2 separate regions of the Homo sapiens genome follow, and region 2 is linked to region 1. The links are chromatin loops, found by intact Hi-C in ENCODE. Cell type or tissue: OCI-LY7. All regions are shown on one strand. Each heading gives the region's core, and the rest is flanking DNA. Links, peaks and the distances in the headings are about the cores only. Region 1 overlaps MUC13 (mucin 13, cell surface associated). Region 2 overlaps SLC12A8 (solute carrier family 12 member 8).

What was found. A loop is a pair of places that touch in the nucleus more often than their neighbours do. Peaks named below come from ENCODE experiments on the same cell type or tissue, not always from the same donor. Only the 100,000 strongest peaks of a DNase experiment are listed, where the experiment ranks them.
Region 2: a loop joins it to region 1, with 10 times the contacts of the local background. A loop is called at or near these places in 51 of 110 quality-filtered maps.

Annotation. Positions count from the first base shown.
Region 1 is chr3:124,927,266-124,930,068 of GRCh38, forward strand. It overlaps MUC13 (mucin 13, cell surface associated), which reads right to left. Exons shown (of 12, transcript NM_033049.4): 2 at 267-728. Among named protein-coding and RNA genes, the nearest start is that of MUC13, 6.1 kb to the right of the region's middle. In OCI-LY7, for the core only: CTCF peaks have their summits at 1,539 (motif pointing right) and 1,740; a DNase peak (open chromatin) is centred at 1,546.
Region 2 is chr3:125,162,581-125,165,383 of GRCh38, forward strand. All of the region lies in intron 5 of SLC12A8 (solute carrier family 12 member 8), which reads right to left. Among named protein-coding and RNA genes, the nearest start is that of MIR5092, 12 kb to the left of the region's middle. RefSeq lists an enhancer at 1,802-1,871. In OCI-LY7, for the core only: CTCF peaks have their summits at 1,361 and 1,574; a DNase peak (open chromatin) is centred at 1,461; H3K27ac peaks cover 511 bases.

The sequences.
Region 1 (2,803 bases), core at 131-2,630:
CAAGTTCATTAAAAAAAATACTGCACAGCTAGCAAATAACTTGAGGTAGGATGGGAGGGAAGGAAAGGAGAACAGAAGGAAACTGAGGATTTTAGGGCCTCTGCTGTCACTACATTGTGACACAGATTTCAAGCCCACAGTTCATTTCCAAAGAAACCTTGGGCCTCTTTAGACCCATTTTCCTACCCCACCAGAACATACCCACCTCCCTCCCTCCACAATTGTACTCTCCATCCTTGGGGAGTCTTTGAGGGAATTGTCCTTACCTGTGCTGTTTAGGGTGCTGGTCTCCAATAAAGCGGTGCCAGTGGGAGGCCCTGATGATTGATTGTCTTCTGTGGTGGGGGACATTTCATTGTTACTTTGTGTTTCAGAAGGAACCATTGTGATTAATCCATCATTTGGAGATGAAGCGGTGATTATGTCAGAGGTAGCTAATGAATTTACATTTGTGGTTGACTCACTGTCTGCAGCAGTAGGTATAGGAATTGTGGAGGAACTATGTGTACTAATTATGGGGGGAGCAGGTGTAGGAATTGTGGAGGAACTATGTGTACTAATTATGGGGGGAGCAGGTGAAGTAGCTGTTGGGAAAGAAGGTGTATTTGCTGTGGTGCTAGCAGTTTCAGGGAAATTAGTTTCAGTGGTATCAGCTGCAGCTACTGTAGGACCACTAGTCGCAGTTTCTGTGGTTGTTACAGCATCAGCTGAGTTGCCTTGGTTGGTGGCTGGAGGAACAAAGATACCAAGTTTGAGGAGACAGTACATTGAATAACTAATGGCAGTTACTTAATACTAAATCATATCCAACTCATTCTTTTTTTTTTTTTTTTAGAGGTAGGGTTTCCCCAAGTTGCCTAGATTGGTCATAAACCCCTGGGCTCAAGCAGTCCACCCTCCTTGGCCTCCCAAAGTGCTGAGATTATAGGTATGAAGTGCCATGCCCAGCCTCAACTCATTCTTTTCTGGAAAAATGAAAATATATGACTACATTAAAAATTAAAATACATGGTTATTTCTAAACACAAAAAACCCACAATAAATAACATTAAAAATTAAACAGACAAAACTGGAAAAAATGTTATTGAAAAATGTGACAAATAAAGAGTTAATGTTTATTTATTTATTTTAGGAATAAGGTCTTGCTCTGCCACCCAGGCTGGAGTGCAGTAGTGTGATCATAGTTCACTGCAGCCTTGAGCTCCTAGGCTCAAGCAATCCTCCCACCTCAGCCTCCCAAATAGCTAGGACTACAGTTGTAACACCTCCATGGCTGGCTAATTTTTTTGTGTGTTTTAGAGATGAGGGTCTCACTATGCTGGCTAGGCTGGTCTCTTAACTCCTGGCCTCAAATGATCCTCCTGCCTCAGCCTCCCAAAGTGCTGGGATTGCAGATGTGACCCACCAGTCCCGCAGAAGAGTTAATGTTTTTTAAGTTGAATACTAAGAAGTAATATTATTTATGCCTGTAGTCACGTAACTGTAGATCAGGGTTTAATATACTTCAGACCATTCTCAGTGAGGACAATTGAGAATGCCACAAGGTGGCGCAGTGACTACCCAGAAATGGACTACTTTTGTCTTTCTGCACTTTAAGGCAACTGTCCCATTTTTTCATTACCTTGATAGATTGAGGGAGGGAAAGGTTAGGGTTGGGTAATTTAAAGAATAATAAAATAAAAATACCTCATTAAGTGCTTATTATACTTCTTCCAAAATTTTATTCTAGTAGTGTTTTCCCATTCACAATTCTAGATACATTGACTAAGAGTAAGATGAATAAGTGATCTTTGCCCTCTGAGCTATGATGGATATCAAAGTCGCATTTTCACAACTTTTAGGAACCCCTGGACACATGGAGTAGTAAACTCTAGGGATCCAGTGATCCATTTTCTTCCCCCACTCTTTTATTTTATTTTTTTTTTTTAGAGACATGGTCTTGTTCTGTCACACATGCTGGAGTGCAGTGGTGCCATAATAGCTCACTGCAGCGCTGAAACTCCTGGGCTCAAGTGATCCTCCCACCTTGGCCGCCCAAGTGTTAGGATAACAGGTGTAAGCCACCTTGCCTGGCCCAGTGATAAGTTTTCTAGAACTTTTCCTTGTCTCTAAGAACTCTGACCTTGACAATAGGTTAAAAAAATTATTGAAAGAAAAAGGTTTAGTGAGGAAGCAATTTCTAAACCTTAGGGTGCAGAGAACTGCAGAATATGCTTCCTGATTCCCCGATGGGTCTATGAGCCCCTTGAGGGCAGAGCCTGATTCTTCACCTTGAAGAGGGCTTGGCTAACATAGCCATTCAGAAGTGTTGAAGAGATCAGCAATTGCTCTTCCTAGGTAAGAAATACATCAGCAACTGGCAATGTTGACTGCCAGTCTTCCTATTCCTGCCACTCAGGATAGTTCTCATCTATCAAGCACTGGCCCTGTGCCCGACTGTACCTGTGAAGTAGACATAAGTGCCCACATTTGACAGAAGAGCCCACCAATACTCAGAAGGGTTAAGGAATTTGCCCAGAGGCAAAGCCAGGTCTGTGAGATGACAATGTCCTAACTATCACTTGATTAAAGTTATGGGGAAGGCCATCCATTTAATGAAAAAGCCAAGACCCCCGAGGAACAAACACAAGAAAAGCAAATAGAGAAAATTGGGGATCAGAATGAAAGCGGTGGAAATAGAAGTGACCTCCACGGTGCCCTCTATCATCGGAGTAGCAGTGAGAGTGGCCAGGGGCTGGCTCTCGCTGTGGAAAACTCTGGACAGAAGAAAAGGACTTGGCAGACTGTGGGTGCAAACAACCCC
Region 2 (2,803 bases), core at 46-2,545, 240 kb after region 1:
TTGTTTTTGGTCTTAAGAACTTTCTTGTCACAGCCAAGTGGCAGGCGGGACATGGTAATTGGCCTATGTTGCGCTTGGACCTAGCAAATGAGTAAACTTTTCAAGACTAAATCATCAATGCTACCCACTCTGGATCCTCCAAACACCTGCTCATTATCAGCATCTGCAATACAACAAGTACCTACCTAGGTAGTAACTAACATACATAATGGTGATTCACAAAGAGGAATGAGGGCAGTAAGAGGAAGGATCCCAGGCCTGGCCAGAAACCCCTATCCAGTAGCTCATACCAAGGGTCCAGCTAGGGATACAGGCAGAGGGAAAGAGATCAGAACCAGAAAAAGAGGAAGAGGAAAAAGAGTCAGAGTCAGAAAGGGATGGGAAGAAAGAAAAAGAAAAAAAGACAGGAGAAACCTAATAAAGGTTTGAAATGGTCCTTGGGGCCAGGTGCGGTGGCTCATGCCTATAATCCCAGCCCTTTGGGAGGCCAAGACAGGTGGACTATTTGAGCCCAGGAGTTCGAGACTAGTCTGGGCAACATGATGAAACCCTGTCTCTACAAAAGATACAAAAAGATACAGGTGGTACACACCTGTAGTCCCAGCTACTCAGGAGGCTGACAAGTGGGAGAATCGCTTAAGCCTGGGAAGTTGAGGCTGCAGTAGGTCAATATCACACCACTGCACTCTAACCTGGGTGAGAGAGCAAGACCCTGTCTCAAAAACAAAAATAATAAAAAAAAGAAAGCCGGGTGCGGTGGTTCACGCCTGTAATCCCAGCACTTTGGGAGGCCGAGGTGGACGGATCACGAGGTCGGGAGATCGAGACCATCCTGACTAACACGGTGAAACCCCGTCTCTACTAAAAAAAAATAGAAAAAATTAGCCAGGCGCCTGTAGTCCCAGCTACTTGGGAGGCTGAGGCAGGAGAATGGTGTGAACCTGGGAGGCAGAGCTTGGAGTGAGCTGAGATTGCGCCACTGCACTCCAGCCTGGGCAACAGAGCGAGACTCTGTCTCAAAAAAAAAAAAAATTAAAAAAAAAGAAAAAGAAATGCTACTTGGTGCTTCCCATGTCTTTCATTGTGGCCACAAATTCCAGCAGGTCTGCTGCCTCTTTAGGGGCCCTGTGATCCCTTCATACTGCTGATTAACACAACCTTCCAAGGAATCATCCAAGAAAGGGGCAGAAATTCTCCCTGATGCTGGGGTCAGACTGCCCAAGGCCAAGGATGCAGAGGGCTGGGGCCGAGCAGCTGGGCTCCCAAGCTGGCCTCACCCTGTGTGCTCCAGGAGGTGCTGCTGAGGCCCTGTGGGCTGAGCTGGGAGCGCCCCTGCCTGGCCGGACACCATTCCCTGCCTGACGTGGGACTTGAGTTTGGTCCTGAGCTGAGCGTGTCTATGGCCTCTGTTCCTGGTGGCACTGGGGAGGTATGTTTTAGCCGCCTCAGCTCCTGGTCCTCACAGTCCACATCTCATTTCCTGCTTCCCCTTAAAGAGGCTCACCTCTAACAGTTTTAACCAGGCATGAACGGGCCCAGCGGAGACTGGCAGGTTCTCAGACCCCCTTGATCCGAAAGGAGAAAGGAAGCAGTAAGGAGTTCACCAACTTCCTCCAAGGGCACCCCAGAGCCAGCGGGTGCCAGGGGGCACCAGGGAATCACGCTTTGGAGTCAGGTGCCTCTGGGTTTCAATCCTGGCTGAGCCACGGACTATGCAAACTCAAGAAAGTTGCATAACCTCTCTGTGGCTTTGACTTCCTTGTCTGTAAAACTGGAATAACCATCTCACCCATCTCACTCAGTTGTTTCAAAGATAAATAGAATAATCTATGCAAAGTGCCTGACACAGAGTTGGTGCTCCTTCCCAGTTCGTCACACACATCCACACCCACAACTAAGCAGGTGTTTGCTGTACTTGTGGCCCTCAGCTGAGTGCAGGTCGAGTGGGAAATGCAGGAGGAAAAGGAGCCAGTCCTTACGTCAGGGGCTAACTGAAGAAGAGTTCCAGTCCTGGCCCTGAGCCTGTGCCCAGTGTAAAGGGGATGACAGTCTTGTCTCCAGGGTCTTGCCGGCCTGAGCGCTGAGGTACTTGGCCTGGATTGCCTTGGTTTCCTCCACTGAGCCTGGGCGCCCATCTCTGCAGATAACAGAGCAGAGCCTGCATGAGTAGAGGCTGAAAGGCAAAGGTTCTCAACCCTGGCTGCACAGTAGCACCAGGAGCACTTGAAAATACAGACCAATGGGCCCACCCCAGAGTGCTGATTTACTCGGTCTGGGGTGGAGCTTGGGATTCTTCTTTCCACACCTGAGGCTCCCCTGGTGCTTCTGATGTGCAGACAGGGTTAAGAACCCCAGGGATGGAGGCCAGGCTGTGAGGCTGGGGCCCCCACTTAAACCGCTCATCAGCTATTCTGAGACTTTCTTCCTCTCTGCTGGGCCAGGAAGGTGGCTGGAGACTGAGGCCTGGGCTTTGAAGTTACTTCACCTCTCTAGGTCACTGTTCCTGCATCTTTGAGGAGGGGAAAGCAACCCAGCCCACCTCCCTCCCACCATCATCATGAGGGTCACATGAGAGAGTGCGGAAGGCCATGCTGTGTAGCATCACCCACCCCACCAGCCCAGAAGGAGAACGTGAATGCCAGGATCCCACAGCCATTTCACGCAAAAGAGTGTTTCCTCTTAGTACCTCTGTGGGCAGTGAGGAAGGGTTGAGCCCGCTGTCCTGGGACGAGCCTTTCCAGCCATGAGAGGCCAGAAAACAAACAGTCAGAATCACAACTCCACACAGAGGCCATCCCGGGCA